3 separate regions of the Homo sapiens genome follow, and regions 2 and 3 are each linked to region 1. Evidence: read pairs that join two places in POLR2A ChIA-PET (ENCODE). Cell type or tissue: A673. All regions are shown on one strand.

What was found. ChIA-PET counts read pairs that join two places held together with the same protein. Peaks named below come from ENCODE experiments on the same cell type or tissue, not always from the same donor. Only the 100,000 strongest peaks of a DNase experiment are listed, where the experiment ranks them.
Region 2: POLR2A ChIA-PET joins it to region 1 with 8 read pairs; 2 of 35 experiments call an interaction of 5 or more read pairs at or near these places.
Region 3: POLR2A ChIA-PET joins it to region 1 with 9 read pairs; 10 of 35 experiments call an interaction of 5 or more read pairs at or near these places.

The regions. Positions count from the first base shown.
Region 1 is chr12:12,663,459-12,668,458 of GRCh38, forward strand. All of the region lies in intron 3 of GPR19 (G protein-coupled receptor 19), which reads right to left. Among named protein-coding and RNA genes, the nearest start is that of GPR19, 30 kb to the right of the region's middle. RefSeq lists an enhancer at 332-581. In A673, no CTCF peak of the experiment used is centred here; a DNase peak (open chromatin) is centred at 1,923.
Region 2 is chr12:12,092,607-12,097,606 of GRCh38, forward strand. It overlaps BCL2L14 (BCL2 like 14), which reads left to right. Exons shown (of 6, transcript NM_138723.2): 5 at 2,058-2,324. Among named protein-coding and RNA genes, the nearest start is that of MIR1244-4, 17 kb to the right of the region's middle. In A673, no CTCF peak of the experiment used is centred here; a DNase peak (open chromatin) is centred at 175.
Region 3 is chr12:12,542,816-12,547,815 of GRCh38, forward strand. The region is part of intron 1 of DUSP16 (dual specificity phosphatase 16); the gene reads right to left. Among named protein-coding and RNA genes, the nearest start is that of DUSP16, 18 kb to the right of the region's middle. In A673, no CTCF peak of the experiment used is centred here; no DNase peak of the experiment used is centred here.

The DNA.
Region 1 (5,000 bases):
AGCACTTTTTAAAAGCTTATAAAGCTTACAAATCTTAGATACAAAAGAATATTTTAAAGTTTAGCCTTTATTTTGTACTTTTTGTATTATTCAGTGAGAAAAAAAGTCACACTGTTTAAATAGGCAAAAAGATTAAATAGTTGTGGGTCATTCAATTAAAATTGAGGTGATTTTGCTCACAGATTATAAAGGCTTAATTTGGTCTGAATCCAGGAAACAAAAAGAGAAACAGTAGCAATTTAATCCATAATAACCATAATAATTATGGTTATTAAGGTAAGATAAGGATAAACATTAATATTTTCAAAAATGTGCCCACTAAAAGTAAAAGCCCATGTGGGGTTACAGCCACCATTTTGCAGAGATTCCATCTGGCCTGTGGCACAAGGGGATGTGGCTCCAGCAACAGGCTTTTCTAGTAGTCACTAGTTTCTTTCCTGGTGGGCTCCTGTGTCTGCACCTCACAAAGAAACATTTCTCAAGTGACAGTCAGGATTAAATAATAGTTCATAATGAAAGAACGGTTCTTAATGACTAATATTTTCTTTTTTTTGAGACAGAGTCTCGCTCCGTCCCCCGGGCTGGTGTGCAGTGGCGCGATCTCTGCTCAATGCAACCTCCCCCTCCCAGGTTCAATTCTTGTGTCTCAGCCTCTCGAGTAGTTGGGACTAGAGGCGCGTGCCACCATGCCTGGCTAATTTTTGTATTTTTAGTAGAGACCGGGTTTCCCCACGTTGGCCAGGCTGGTCTTGAACTCCTGACCTCAAGTGATTCGCCCGCCTTGGCCTCCCAAAGTGCTGGGATTACGGGTGTAGCAATTGCGCCCAGCCCTCATTTTTTCTTTGAGGGATTTTTGTACTAATTTGTGGTAGAGAAAGAAGTGTTAATATATATAATCTTCACCAAAAAGCTATATTCAATACAAGTCTAGTGCTCAAGGCAATATACTCAATGCCTGTTCTATATTATCTTTAGGCTTTTTTGTCCATGAGGCAACCTTACTTAAGAAAGCTTAAGTAAGATAATTAAAATTTTAAAAATTAAAAAAAAAGTTTTTGCTCACCACACAGAAAGCAAAAATAATTAAACATTTTGACTACTAAAAGATCTTTAAGCATGCTGGGAAAATGATAGCCAATGGTAAGAATAGCAACCATACACTTTCCATATAAGAAATCAGGGCCAGGCGCGGTGGCTCATGCCTGTAATCCGAGCACTTTGGGAGGTCAAGGCGTGCAAATCACGAGGTCAGGAGATCGAGACTATCCTGGCTAACACAGTGAAACCCCGTCTCTACTAAAAATACAAAAGATTAGCCGGGCGTGGTGGCAGGCGCCTGTGGTCCCAGCTACTCGGGAGGCTGAGGCAGGAGAATCGCTTGAACCCGGGAGGCGAAGGTTGCAGTGAGCTGAGATCGCGCCACTGCACTCCAGGCTGGGCGACGGGGTGAGACGCCATCTCAAAAAAAAAAAAAAAAAAAAAAAAAAAGAAATCAGGACATAAGATCTAAAATTAGCATTGTCCTAGAAAATCTGGACTGCACCCTCATACATATAAGATTGAAATCATCTTTTCGCCTTCATGTGTGTAAAACCTATTAAACTTTTTAAAAAACCTGTTAAGATTTAAAGTTTAAAAATAAACTAAAACAGACAATTTCCCCAGACAGAAAACTGTTCTAACTTTTCTGGGATGCCTGTGGCCTGAATAAAACAGGAGTCCACACAGGCACTTTTCCTTAATGCGCATACTTGAAAACCTGTGAACTTCCTTCTGTCTCTTTCTTCCTCTAACAACAAAACTCTGCAAATGAAACTCAAGCTCACCGCTTTAACTAAAGCCCGGAGGCGGGGGGCCCTTCCATCATTTCCTCCAGCTGCTTTACACCCATGAGTCTGTCTGCCCATTTCCCCAGCCCAACCACTTGGAAGCAGAGGATCCCAATGCTCAGAAACAGGACGAGGGAGCCCGAGGAGTTCCTGAGTCTAGATTTCCCCTGCTGGTGGCATAAGTTCTCACTCCACCTAAAATCGCTGCAGTTCTGAATATTCATTCAATAAGCCGAGAAACTGGGCTAGGTATTAAGAAAACAAAGATCGGCCGAGCGCGGTGGCTCACGCCTGTAATCCCAGCACTTTGGGAGGCCGAGGCGGGCGGATCACAAGGTCAGGAGATCGAGACCATCCTGGCTAACACAGTGAAACTCCGTCCAACTAAAAATACAAAAAATTAGCCGGGCATGGTGGTGGGCGCCTGTAGTCCCAGCTATCCGGGAGGCTGAGGCAGGAGAACGGCGTGAACCCGGGAGGCGGAGCTTGCAGTGAGCCGAGCAGCCTGGGGCACAAAGCCAGACTCCGTCTCAAAAAAAAAAAAAAAAAAAAAAAAAAAAAGAAAACAAAGATACGTAAGCAGTGTGCCATATTATAACTCAATTTGATAATAATTATAATTCACTGCTAAGAACAGAACTTTGTACAAGGAGCTAAGTAAGACAAAAATAGGGACCCAGTTTTGCCCGGGTAAGGGGAAGAAAAGGAAAGGCTTCACAGAAGAGGTAAAGTTTGAGCTGGGAGCTTAGAGGATGAATAGGACTTCTTCAGGAAGACAAGTGAATAAAACATTCCAGGGGAGAGAGATAGCATGTGGATTGAATTTTGGGGTCATTTTTCTGGGTTGATCTTTTTTGGGGCCCTTTTCCCCTCAGAAACATAGTTTCCTTCAGACCATGCCTCCCAGAGTATATAGTTTCTAAATGCCCTACAATCAAACTGATCTAAATTTTTCCCCTGGTTACAATGAGAGGTTATATTTGCTGCATTCATGGGCAGAAATGCGGTCAGACAGTGGATAAGAATATTAGCATATCCAGAATGGTTGTGGTACCCTTGCTCATACAGCATCTTGTTAGTCCTTTACTGCAGCATTTTCCAAGTTTGTTTTTCTCTAGCTTAGCAATACAGTAGATTGGAGTCTTCCAGGCAGCCTTAAGAAATATTGATGCCTGAGTCCCAGCTTCAGGGATTTTAATTTAATTGCTCTGGAGTGCAGCCTGGGTGTCGGATGTTTCAAAGTTCCCAGGTGATCCTGAGTGTAGCCAAGATTAAGATCTGTGCTTTAGAAATACCTCCATGTTTCTGTCTTCTCCAATAAACTGTGGACTCCAGTAGGGAGATGGGGATGTTATTCTTTTTCTCCATGCTCTACAGCTTCCACTGAAGTTCTTTACATTAATAATTGCTTATTCGATGTTTACTAAATTGGATCTGTAAGGACAGAGAACTGAAATAAATGACTCTTACTCTATGTGCCTCTGCTAGGAGAATTAAATGCACATAGAAAATCACTATATATTCTCAGAGAGGTGAAACATTGGGGATTATGGTGATAGGGGAAAACATGACTCCTGATAAAAGCAGGGCAGGTGAAACTGAAGCTACCAGGTCAACTGCTATATGAAACAGATATCTCATCTAAGGGAAAGCCAAGGTAATTTAGGTGTCCTCAGACAGGTTCTTGCACTTTCCTCCCAGAAAAAAGTCTGCCATATTATAACTAAATTCTAGGGTCCCAAAGTAAAGTTTCAGAAAGGCCTCCCCTGCTCCATTAATTTAGATAAAAATATATCTTCAAGGGGGTGTTTCTGAAATATAAGATCTGGTTAATTAGTAATTCTGTTCAGAGCCATCCATATGCAGTAATTTTAGCAGTGACAAGAAAGGCTTCTTCACCTCTTTCCTGTTCGACCTATCTCTTCCCAGCCAGTTCTGAGACTACCATTTGACATACTCCCTTGGCTGAGGTATTGAAGGTCCTTATTTATCTCTACCTATATATGATCTAAAAGAGGAATCATTCATTTATCCTATTATCTACTTCTCACCCATCCAAGCTTTAAGATTAATACATGAGTGGGGAAAATGGTAGATGGGTTGTCATAGCACAGAACTGGGGGCCAGGCATGGTGGCTCATACCTGTAACCCTAGCACTTTGGGAGGCTGAGGCGGGCGGATCACCTGAGGTCAGGAGTTCAAGACCAGCCTGGCCAATACGGCAAAACCCCGTCTCTACTAAAAATACATAAATTAGCCAGGCGTGGTGGCATGTGCCTGTAGTCCCAGCTACATGGGAGGCTGAGGCAGGAGAATCGCTTGAACCCGGGAGGCAGAGGTTGCAATGAGCTGAGATCACGCCACTGCACTCCAGCCTGGGTGAGAGTGAGACTCTGCATCTCAATTAGAAAAAAAAAAAAAAAAAGAACTGGGGACTGGTTACCCCTGTAATGATGGGATCCTGGGGCACCTGGGAGGAGAATGTACCCTATCACTTTGCTTTGTAATTTTTATTTTGCATGTTTGTCTCCCCCATTAGGTTATGAGTTCCTTGAGGATAAGGACTATGTCTTTACTTCTATATCCCTGGGGCACATAGCTATTAAAAAAGGTTTAATGAATATATGAATGGGTGGATATGTTAGTAAAAATTATCCAATACTTGAAAATAAGGCAAAAAAGGACATATACTCTTAAGATCTTGCTGGGACATTCTTAAATGGGCCTCTCTCTCTGGGAGAATGTACCTGTGCTTGACTTTGCTATTTAATATTTGACTAGAGCTGAGACATTGTGAAGATATTTATATGTTAACTTGTAGATTTCTTTCTAGCAGAAAATAATAACCCCAAAGGTTATGGACTTACTGCCCTCTAGGACATTAGCCAGTTTAGTGTTTACCTAGCAATCTTATGCTGAAATTCTTTTTAAAAAATGCCTATAAAGATGCATTCTTCAAATGCTCTTGGAACCAGCTTTATTATATCATTGGTTCCTTCGGTATTATGTTAATAAATCTTTAACATATGTTCATTCAATATTTGTAAAAGTCATGATTCTAACTTTTTGAAAATCATACTTTGTTGGATGCAATGGATGGATGAATGACTGGAAGCTAATAAGAGGGAGCGGAGGACCACAGAGAGGAATGGGGCATGGATGACAAACTT
Region 2 (5,000 bases), 570 kb before region 1:
AAGCCCTGTCTTTGTGGCGTTTGATTCTTTTACTGTTCTGGCACAGTCCCCACTTGGCTGCCTGCTAGGGTTTTGAGCCTGGCCTCCTCCATTGGGAAACTGATGAAGAGGAGTCTGTTCCCTGTTATGGAGGAGGCTGGCCATGCCTCCTGCAGAGTCACAACCCAGACGGGGCCTGGACGGTGGGGGTGGGCGTGGTTCAGGGAAAAGACAGGTCTGCCAAAATCTCCCAATCGCATCTGACTCATCCCCCAGATATCCCTTTTAGAAACAATATTTGTTGAAAACCCGCTTGGCTTATCATTCCTCTAGGACAGAACTAGAGGATTTTCAAATAAATATTTTGTCCCTGCTCACTCAGAAATTTCCGTTTTCACATGACAACCAGCATATTAACAGACATTGCAAGAATGCTTTAAATGAAGATGATATATAGCTTTTTGATATGAGCCCTGATTTTTCAAAAGCAGAAGAGGCAGCATTGATTTTGTTTTAAAGGCGTGGTAGTTCAAAGGAGGTAAAGCAGAGAGATACCAGGTTCAAGGGAAGGCCGGGAGGTAAAATCAATAGGGTAGAATAATGGGAAAGAAATCAATGAATTGGAGTTTTTTTAAGTGAACATTGCATGCAAGGGAGTCTTCCCTGACCTCCATGCTCCCGTAGCATCCTGAAAAATGACTCGCATTTCCAAAGCACCTCTTCTATGTCCAGCACTATAAAGTGTTCAACTACCCTATAGTATAGGGCCAAGCACAGTGGCTCACACTTGTAATCCCAGCTCCTGGGGAGGCCGAGGTGGGAGGATCGCTTGAGGCCAGGAGTTTGAGACCAGCCTGGGCAATATAGTAAGCCTTGTCCCTAAAAAACAATAATAATAAAAGTTTCTTAAGAAAATGAAGGCTGGGTACGGGCACAGTGGCCCACACCTGTAATCCCAGCACTTTGGGAGGCCGAGGCAGGTGGATCACCTAAGGTTAGGAGTTCAAGACCAGCCTTACCAACATGATGAAACCCTGTCTCTACTAAAAATACAAAAATTAGCCGGGTGTGGTGGTGTGTGCCAGTAATCCCAGCTACTTGGGAGGCTGAGACAGGAGAGTTGCTTGAACCTGGGAGGCGGAGGTTGCAGTGAGCTGAGATCGCGCCTCTGCACTCCAGTCTGGGCAAGAGAGTGAGACTCCATCTCAGAAAAAAAAAAAAGAAAGAAAGAAAAGAAAAGAAAATGAAGACTGGGTGCAGGGACTCATGCCTGTAATCCCAACACTTTGGGGAGGCTGAGGTGGGTGGATCGCTTAAGCCCAGGAGTGGGCAACATGGCGAAACTCTATCTCTACAAAAAAATAGAAAAAAATTAGCCAGGTGTGGTGGCATGCACCTGTAGTCCCATCTACTTGGGAGGCTGAGGCAAGAGAATCACTTGAGCCCAGGAGGCAGAGGTTGCAGTGAGCTGAGACCACACCACTGCACTCCAGCCTGGGCAATGGGAGTGAAACCCTGTCTTAAAAAAAAAAAAAAGAAAGAAAACAATTACCCTATAGTATCAATACTATCACCATCCTAGTTTAGAGATGACAAACTGAATCTGAGAGGTTAATTTCCCCAAGATTGCATAGCTAAGTAAGAGGTGGACCCAGGGGTTTGAGCCAAGACAGTGATTCCTAAGCTTCAGATCCTGTCCCTTACACTACTTCTAGCAAAGGACATCACATTTTTCTGCAATTCCCACTAGACTGTGAGCCCTTTGAGTGAGGACCCGCATCTCAGTCATCCATACTACCTGCCCATTATAAGTGCTCAGGAAATATTTGTTAAATGTCAAATGAACTGACTGTTCCATTTTATACATGTATTTGTGCTGATGAAATGAATTCACCGAGCAGTACATGCCCATTCTGGTTCTGCAGGACACTGCCTTCATCCCCATTCCCTTGGTTGACACCAGCATCCAGGGTTTTCCACAGGATGGTTTGATGGCCTGCATTTGAGCTAAAGAATGAACTTCTGTCTGCCTCGTGGAGCCAAGCTACTGTACTGAGTGCTTATTCTTTTGTACACAGCTGAAGAAAGATAAGGCTTTGATGGGCCACTTCCAGGATGGGCTGTCCTACTCTGTTTTCAAGACCATCACAGACCAGGTCCTAATGGGTGTGGACCCCAGGGGAGAATCAGAGGTCAAAGCTCAGGGCTTTAAGGCTGCCCTTGTAATAGACGTCACGGCCAAGCTCACAGCTATTGACAACCACCCGATGAACAGGGTCCTGGGCTTTGGCACCAAGTACCTGAAAGAGAACTTCTCGCCATGGATCCAGCAGCACGGTGGATGGGTAAGCGTATCCTATTTAAAAACAAATTTTCTCAGAACTCAGAAGAGATGGGATGGATTTTTTTTTTTTTTTTAAATGAAGGGAACACATCTATGAAGCAGTTCTCATGAGTTTAGGACACTTGAGTGGCCAGAGATAGATCCCATTGATGGGAACATATTTTTAGTGATTATCTTCATCATCAATAAATATTTACTGAGCTCTCCAAGGGTATGCAGGGTATGTGTGGATGGAAAGGGACTGGTCAGATGGAACAGGAAATGAGGAGATGCTGAGATAAGAAATGTTTAGATAGACGTAATTTCTGTTTTCACAAATTTTGCAGGCAACGGAAGTCTGGCAGGGAGACAAGGGCAGGCAGACAGTTCCTCACACTTGCAGATACTTAGAGGTCACGGAGACTAAGCCTCATGCAGAGACTCAGGGTTCATGGCATTTTGTCATTGCTGCTTTGACCCAGCCATTTTGAGGGTGACATTTTGATACCAAATAAAAAGCCAACAGTTAAACTTTCATCTATTTTCAATTACCTGGTATCAGTCAAAACAGACCTCTTTCCCTTTTGCCTCAAACCCTCTCCCATCCCTCATCCCCAGTTCCTCAGGTCTCCTTAAGACTGCCATGTTCAAACAGCTACATAAGGTCCACCGTGTCAAAATGTACTACCCCACAACTTTAACTCTCAACAGGCCTAGGCATTCCTAGGCGGACAGACCTTCATCCCACATTATCCTTAGTTCTCTTTCCACTAGAATGGTCCAGGGGCCAGCAGGAGGATTGAGTCGGCTCTAGGCATGGCTGGAGTGACCCTGGGACCTCCACACAGCCTTGGTCTCTTTGCTGATGGAAGGAAAGTGCAGCTGATCTTGCCCAAGGGTCTGAAGTGCCCGCCATGGTCTTCAGTGGCTGCCACGGTCTTCAGTTTCTGTACATTGAGTTCCTTTCTATTTTCCACTTTTGCACCAAGTTTGATAACCCTAAGTGGCTGATCTGAACAACCAAGGCCATTCTTAAGTATTCTAAACTTAAGCTGCCTTAGCTTATTCTAAAAGGAGGACAGGTTCCTCAACATTATTTTAGTTCTACCTATTCTTCTTTCCAGGATTCCTTCACCCCAACAACCCCCTTGAGCCCTCATCTGCCCCAAAGCCTCTCCTGACCCTTCCAGCTCAAAGGCTGCACAGTCTCTAATCTCCAGCACTTCATGTTTGCACCATAATAATATACAAAAGATGATCAAATTCCCAATTGACTATGTTTCAAGCATTCATTTTAAAAATCATTGTTAGTCCTCTTAATATATTTTCTCAGAGAAATTATAATTATCAATTGGGTTCACAGGCTAGCTCTCAAAAATCTGTTTAACCCACTAATGTAGCTAAAATACCATAAATATGCTATTAAAAAGCAGTGGTTCTACACCAAAAGCACAAGCAACAAAAGAAAGAATAGATACATTGGATTTTGTTTTGTGCTTCCAAGAACACCACCACCAAGAATGTGAAAAAAAAAAAAAAACAACCCACAGAATGGGGAAAAATACTTGCAAATAAAATCTCTAATAAAAGACATATCTAAATACATAATGAACTATTATAATTGAACAATAAAATGTCAAATAACCCAATTTTCAAATGAGCAATGGATTTGAATAGACATTTCTCCAAAGAATATATATAAATGGCTAAAAGCACATGAAAAGACGCTTGTTTGACATCTTCATTTCAACAGTAGGAAAATGCAAATCAAAGCAACATTGAGCTCTATCCACTACAGTGGCTAAAATGAAAAAGAAAAGCATTGACGTCGGTGAGGATGTGGAGAAATTGGAACCTTTTATGTTGCTGGTTGGATTGTAAAATGGTGCAGTCCCTTTGGAAAACCACTTGGGAGTTCCCAAAAATGTTAACTATGAAGTTACCAATTCCAGGGGCCGGGCGCAGTGGCTCACGCCTGTAATCCCAGCACTTTGGGAGGCCGAGGCGGGTGGATCACGAGGTCAGGAGATCGAGACCATCCTGGCTAACACGGTGAAACCCCGTCTCTACTAAAAATACAAAAAAATTAGCCGGGCATGGTGGCAGGTGCCTGTAGTCCCAGCTACTCAGGGGGGCTGAGGTAGGAGAATGGTGTAAACCTGGGAGGCGGAGCTTGCAGTGAGCCAAGATCGCGCCACTGCACTCCAGCCTGGGAGAGAGAGCGAGACTCTGTCTCAAAAAATAAAAAAAATTAAAAAAAATAAAGTTACCAGTTCCACTCCTGGATATATACCCAAGAAAGTTGAAGACATATTTTCATACAAAAATTTGTACATGAATGTTCATAGCTTCCATTAGCCAAAAAGTGGAAGCAACCCAAATGTCCATCAACTGATGAATGATGAATGGATAAGGAAAATGTAGTATAGCCACACAATGGAATGTTATTCCACTATAAAAATAAAGCAAGTATTGATACATGGATGAACCTTAAAAACATTATGCTAAGTGAGAGAAAGTCAGGCAAAAAGGCCATATACTGTATGATTCCATGTATATGAAGTGTCCAGAATAGGCAAATGTATAGATACAGAAAGTAGACTCGTTGCTAGGAGCTGAGGGTGAGAGAATGGGAATAATTGCTAAGGGATGTGAAGTTTATTTTTGGAGTGATGATAATGTCCTAAAATCAGAGGCG
Region 3 (5,000 bases), 120 kb before region 1:
ACTAAATTCTTAAATTAAAACCCTAAGTCCATTGTGATAGTATCTGAAACTGGGGCCTTTAGAGGGTAATTAGGTCATGAGGTGGAGCCCTCATGAATGGGATTCATGCTATATAAAAAGGACCCCCAGAGAGCTCTCTTTCTTGGGTATACGATGAGAAATTGGTACTCTGCAACCCAGAAGAGGGCCCTCACCAGAACCAGATCATGCTGGCACTCTGATCTCAGACTTTTAGCCTTCAGAACTATAAGAAGTCAATTTGTTATTTATAAGCTACCCAGTCTAAGGTTGTTATAGCAACCCAAGCAAACTAAGACTGTACTAGACAGTACAATGCTATGAAGAATGTCGTTGTGTCAACTTACAGGACTGAAATACACGTGTGGGCTAGTTAGAAGTATTAAATCAATGTCAGGTTTACTGGGGTTGACAACTGTACTGTGGGTAGGAAACTGTCCTTGTTCTTCGGAGACCTGCTGATGTGCTTGAGGATAGTGGGCCATGTGTACAACTTATGGTTCAGAAAAATGTATCATATATAAATATGAAGAGAGAGCAAGTAATAAAGCAAAGGGGGCAAACTGGTAATAGTAGATGCTGTTCTTTTATTTTTTTCTGTAAATTTAAAATTATTTTCAAACAAAAAGATAAAAAAGTAAATAGAATACACATAATCTGAGATCTAGAAATTCTACTTCCAATAATTTGTCTTATATAAATACCTGCCCAAGTATATTATGTGAAATACTTTTCCCTGTAACATGTTTATAACTGTAAAAAGAAACAACTTCAAAGTTAATGAGTGATAAATTGGCTAAATATATTATTATATCAATGTAGTATACCATATGGACATGTAAAAAGAAAGATGTCTATCTGATATAGAATGACTTCCAGAAATATATTCTTTTGTGAAGAGAAAAAAAGAATTGGTTTATCCCTAGAAACAAAACCAATAAAAAACTCAAGAAGCCTAGGAATGTTTGGATTTGGTTAAGAAAGAAGCTAAGCCTGTTCTATTTATTTATGAGGCCAGTTATTTGTATTTGTAATACAAATAATTTTCTCCCTTACAGCATTGATAATACAAGCTTTACTAATGAAAAAGGAAACTAATACAATCTTGTATGCCACTTACTCCTGTGGTTAACTCAAAGCATTTAAAAATAAATTTCGTAAAAACTCAAGTATAACATATATGCCAATAAGCATACACAAATCATGAATGTACAGCTCAAAGAATTTTTATAAGGTTAACACACTCATGTAATCACCATCCTGATCAAGAAATAGAAACCCACCTGTACTCCAGAAGTTGGCTTCATATGTCTTCCTACTACTAATCTCTCTCCCCAAAGGTAACCACGAACCTGACTTCTTATACCATGGCTGAGTTTTGCCTGTTTTTGAGCTCTTTTGTGTCTGAACTGTTTTGTACAAAATTATGTTCATATCTATGTTGTTGTAAGTAGCAAGAGTTTTTTCATGTTCACTTCTACCTAGTATCTCATTGAATATACAACAATGTATTTATCTATTCTTCCACTGATGGACATGTGGGTTGTTTCCAGCTTGGAGTTATTATGAATTGTGCTGCTATGAACATTCTTGTACATGTCTTTTGGTGAGCATAAGTACACATTTCTGTTGGGTATACACCTAGGAGTGGGTTTGCTAGGTTAAACGCATAAGTATGTAACACTTTAGTATAATAGATACAACCAGTTTTCCACAGTTATTCCAATTTACAATTCCAGAATCCATACATGAGGGTTCTAGTTGCTCTACACCCATGCTGATACTGGTATTTTCAAGTTTTTGTTTGTTTCTCAATTTTAGCTACTCTGATCAGTGTGTAGTGGTAATTCACTGTGGTTTCATTCAGCATTTTTTGATGACGAATATGGCTGAACACTGCTAGAAGCTTTAGTTTTTTTTAACCTTTCGCATTGAGATCTACAATTAGCCTATAATTTATTTTTGTAAGTGATGGCAAGCAAGGACCAAAATTAGTTTTCTTTTTCTTTTCATACAGATAGGCAATTGACGTAGGATCATTTATCGAAAGATCTTTCTTTCCACATTGCTGTAAAGTGCCATTTTAATCATAAATTAGTATCTACATATATGGGTCTGATTCAGGGCTCTATTCTGTTCCATTATCCATTCATTTATTCCACACTGTATATTCAATAGTGTGAATCCTACAACTTTGTTCTTCCTTAATATTACCTTGACTATTCTTGCCATTTGCACTGCCATATGAATTTTAGAATCAACTTATATAAACTTCTGTAAAAGTTTCAGGTATCTTTCTTAGATTTATTACCAGCATTTGATATTTTTTGATGCTATTATAAACAGCATCTAAACATTTCATTTTCTGATTACTGTTATATAGAAATATAGGTTTTGTATAATAACCTCACATCCAGTAATCTTACTAAATTTATGTTTACTTTGAGATGGATTCTCGCTCTGTCACCCAGGCTGGAGTGCAGTGGCATGATCTCAGCTCACTGAAAACCTCTGCCTCCCAGGTTCAAGCGATTCTCAGCTTGATGCCTCAGCCTCCTGAGTAGCTGGGGCTACAGGTGTGCACCACCAAGCCCAGCTAATTTGTGTACTTTTTTTTTTTTTTTTTTCCGTAAAGACAAGGTTTCACCATGTTTACCAGGCTAGTCTCAAACTCCTGACCTCAGGTGATCCGCCCGCCTCAGCCTCCCAAAGTGCTGGGATTACAGGCATGAGCCAACACGCCTGGCCACTACATTTATTTTTAAAGCATTATTTTTTAACTTACATAAAGTAAAATTAATGCTTTTTGGTGTACAGTTCTATGAGTTTTGACCAAATGTACACTGTAATGTAACCATCACCACAATCAAGATGCAGAACGTTTCCATCGCTCCAAAAAATTCAAAAACAAATCCTGGTCAAATCTTAAGTTACCCTAATAACAGATAAGAGAGTACATGGATAAATAAAGTCTAACGATATCCTATAAACTACAATCTAGCCAAAACTATATGACAGCTTCAGTCTCATTTCCTGGCAAATCTTTCCCCACCAAATTCAAAGCCGGTAAGAGAAATGGTAACCAAATCACAGTTCTAGAGCCATAATGTACCAATCTAATATTTAATATGTGGATTCTGAATATCTGAATGGAAAAGAACTTGTTATAAATGATATTGATGTAATAACAGTAACATCATGTACTTTTAGAAACCCAAATGAAATTACACTATAAAAATAAGTTATATTTCCCATGCAAAATAAATGGATAATGAAAACATCTGAGAGTTATTTATACAATATTATAAATTTATGAAATGCTATCATTTGGGGGGGAAATTCTGCACCCTCTGGATAATGATTATGTTAATGAATTCTGGTCTACTAATGATCACCCATGGTTTAGTTTTATCTTTTTTACTTTACCTGTGTTTCGTGGTTGTGTTTTTTCACAATTAAATGTCCAGCCTATGCTCAGAGGGATGGATGGTGATAAGTAGCCCCAAAGGGCCTAGATAATATTTTGCAATGAAACTGTCAGTGCTACCAAATATATTTCAATCCTTGAGTTACTGTATAACCAAAGTTAAGAATGAATGAACAAGGGTGGCTCTGACCATTATGGCAACTTTCCACAATGTAGTTCTTTGAAGCTGCCTCAGTCCTTCCATTACCTCCGCTATTTACACACCCAGGTGTTTTTAGTATTTTGTAAGAAGGGACTGGTAATGGTCAATCAAGACCTGGCAATAGGCCAGAAAGCAATATAGATGTCACAGATGGTCAAGCACAAAGACAACACTAGATAGACATGCTGTGTTCTAGTGTAAGCACTACCAACATCTCATGCATTCTGAGTCACCCTACATATTGCTTACCCATTCCTATTTGGTTTACTGGATTTTGCTTGTTTACTTTATTCCTCCTATAGTATTGTCAGCATGAGAACATTTTAAGTCATGGCACCATATGGCAATAATATATAACTCCATAACTAAAATAAGCTCCCTAAAGACTGGCTATCTGTCAGATACTATCTATAAGACACAAAAAATTAAAAACATCAAGTGCTTGAAACCTAAAAATAATTTTATCTTAGCAGTACCCTTAAGCCTCAACCACAATCACATTATTTCTTACCTTTAATTAACATCATGATATCATTGTCCATATGAGAGCCATGGACAACAAATAAATCAGTTTAGAAATACTTCTTTATACCTGGCATGAAAATATAGCTGTTCTTAACAGAAATAAAAATTCACTGAATTTGGACTGGTGTTTTGTTTGCTCTATGTATTTAAAACAATAACAGGCCAGTGCAGTGGCTCATGCCTGTAATCCCAGCACCTTAGGAGGCCGAGGCAGGTGGATCACCTGAGGTCAGGAGTTTGAGACCAGCCTGGCCAACATGGCAAAACCCCGTCTCTACCAAAAATACAAAAATTAGCCGGGCGTGGTGGTGCCCACCTGTAATCCCAGCTACTTGGGAGGCTGAGGCAGGAGAATCGCTTGAACCCGGGTGGAGGTTGCAGTGAGCCGAGATAGCGCCACTGCACTCTAGCCTGGGCGACAGAGCGAGACTTGGTCTCAAAACAAACAAAACAAACAAACAAAAAAAAGCAAAAAAAAAAAAAAGAAAATACATTGTCCAATGAACTTTTCACCTTCTACTTCCTTATGACTGTGAGTAGGCTTAAAAAAAAAAAAAAAAAAAAAAAAAAGCAAAACATACTACTGTGTATCTCCAGGGTAAGTACAAGCTCTACTACTCCAGGCCATATCCACCATAGGACTTGTGTACAGCAGCATTAAAAAAACAAATATTTAAGCCCAGGATTCTGAGGTGATACCATGCTATAAGCAGGAAAATAAGTAAGATCAAAAGTTAGAAAATCAAAGATCCAACAAAGCTTTGGTGGAGTGCTACCTTCTAGCTATTGGCTGGCAACAAAGATTTCTCAGTGTAGAAGTTAGATAAT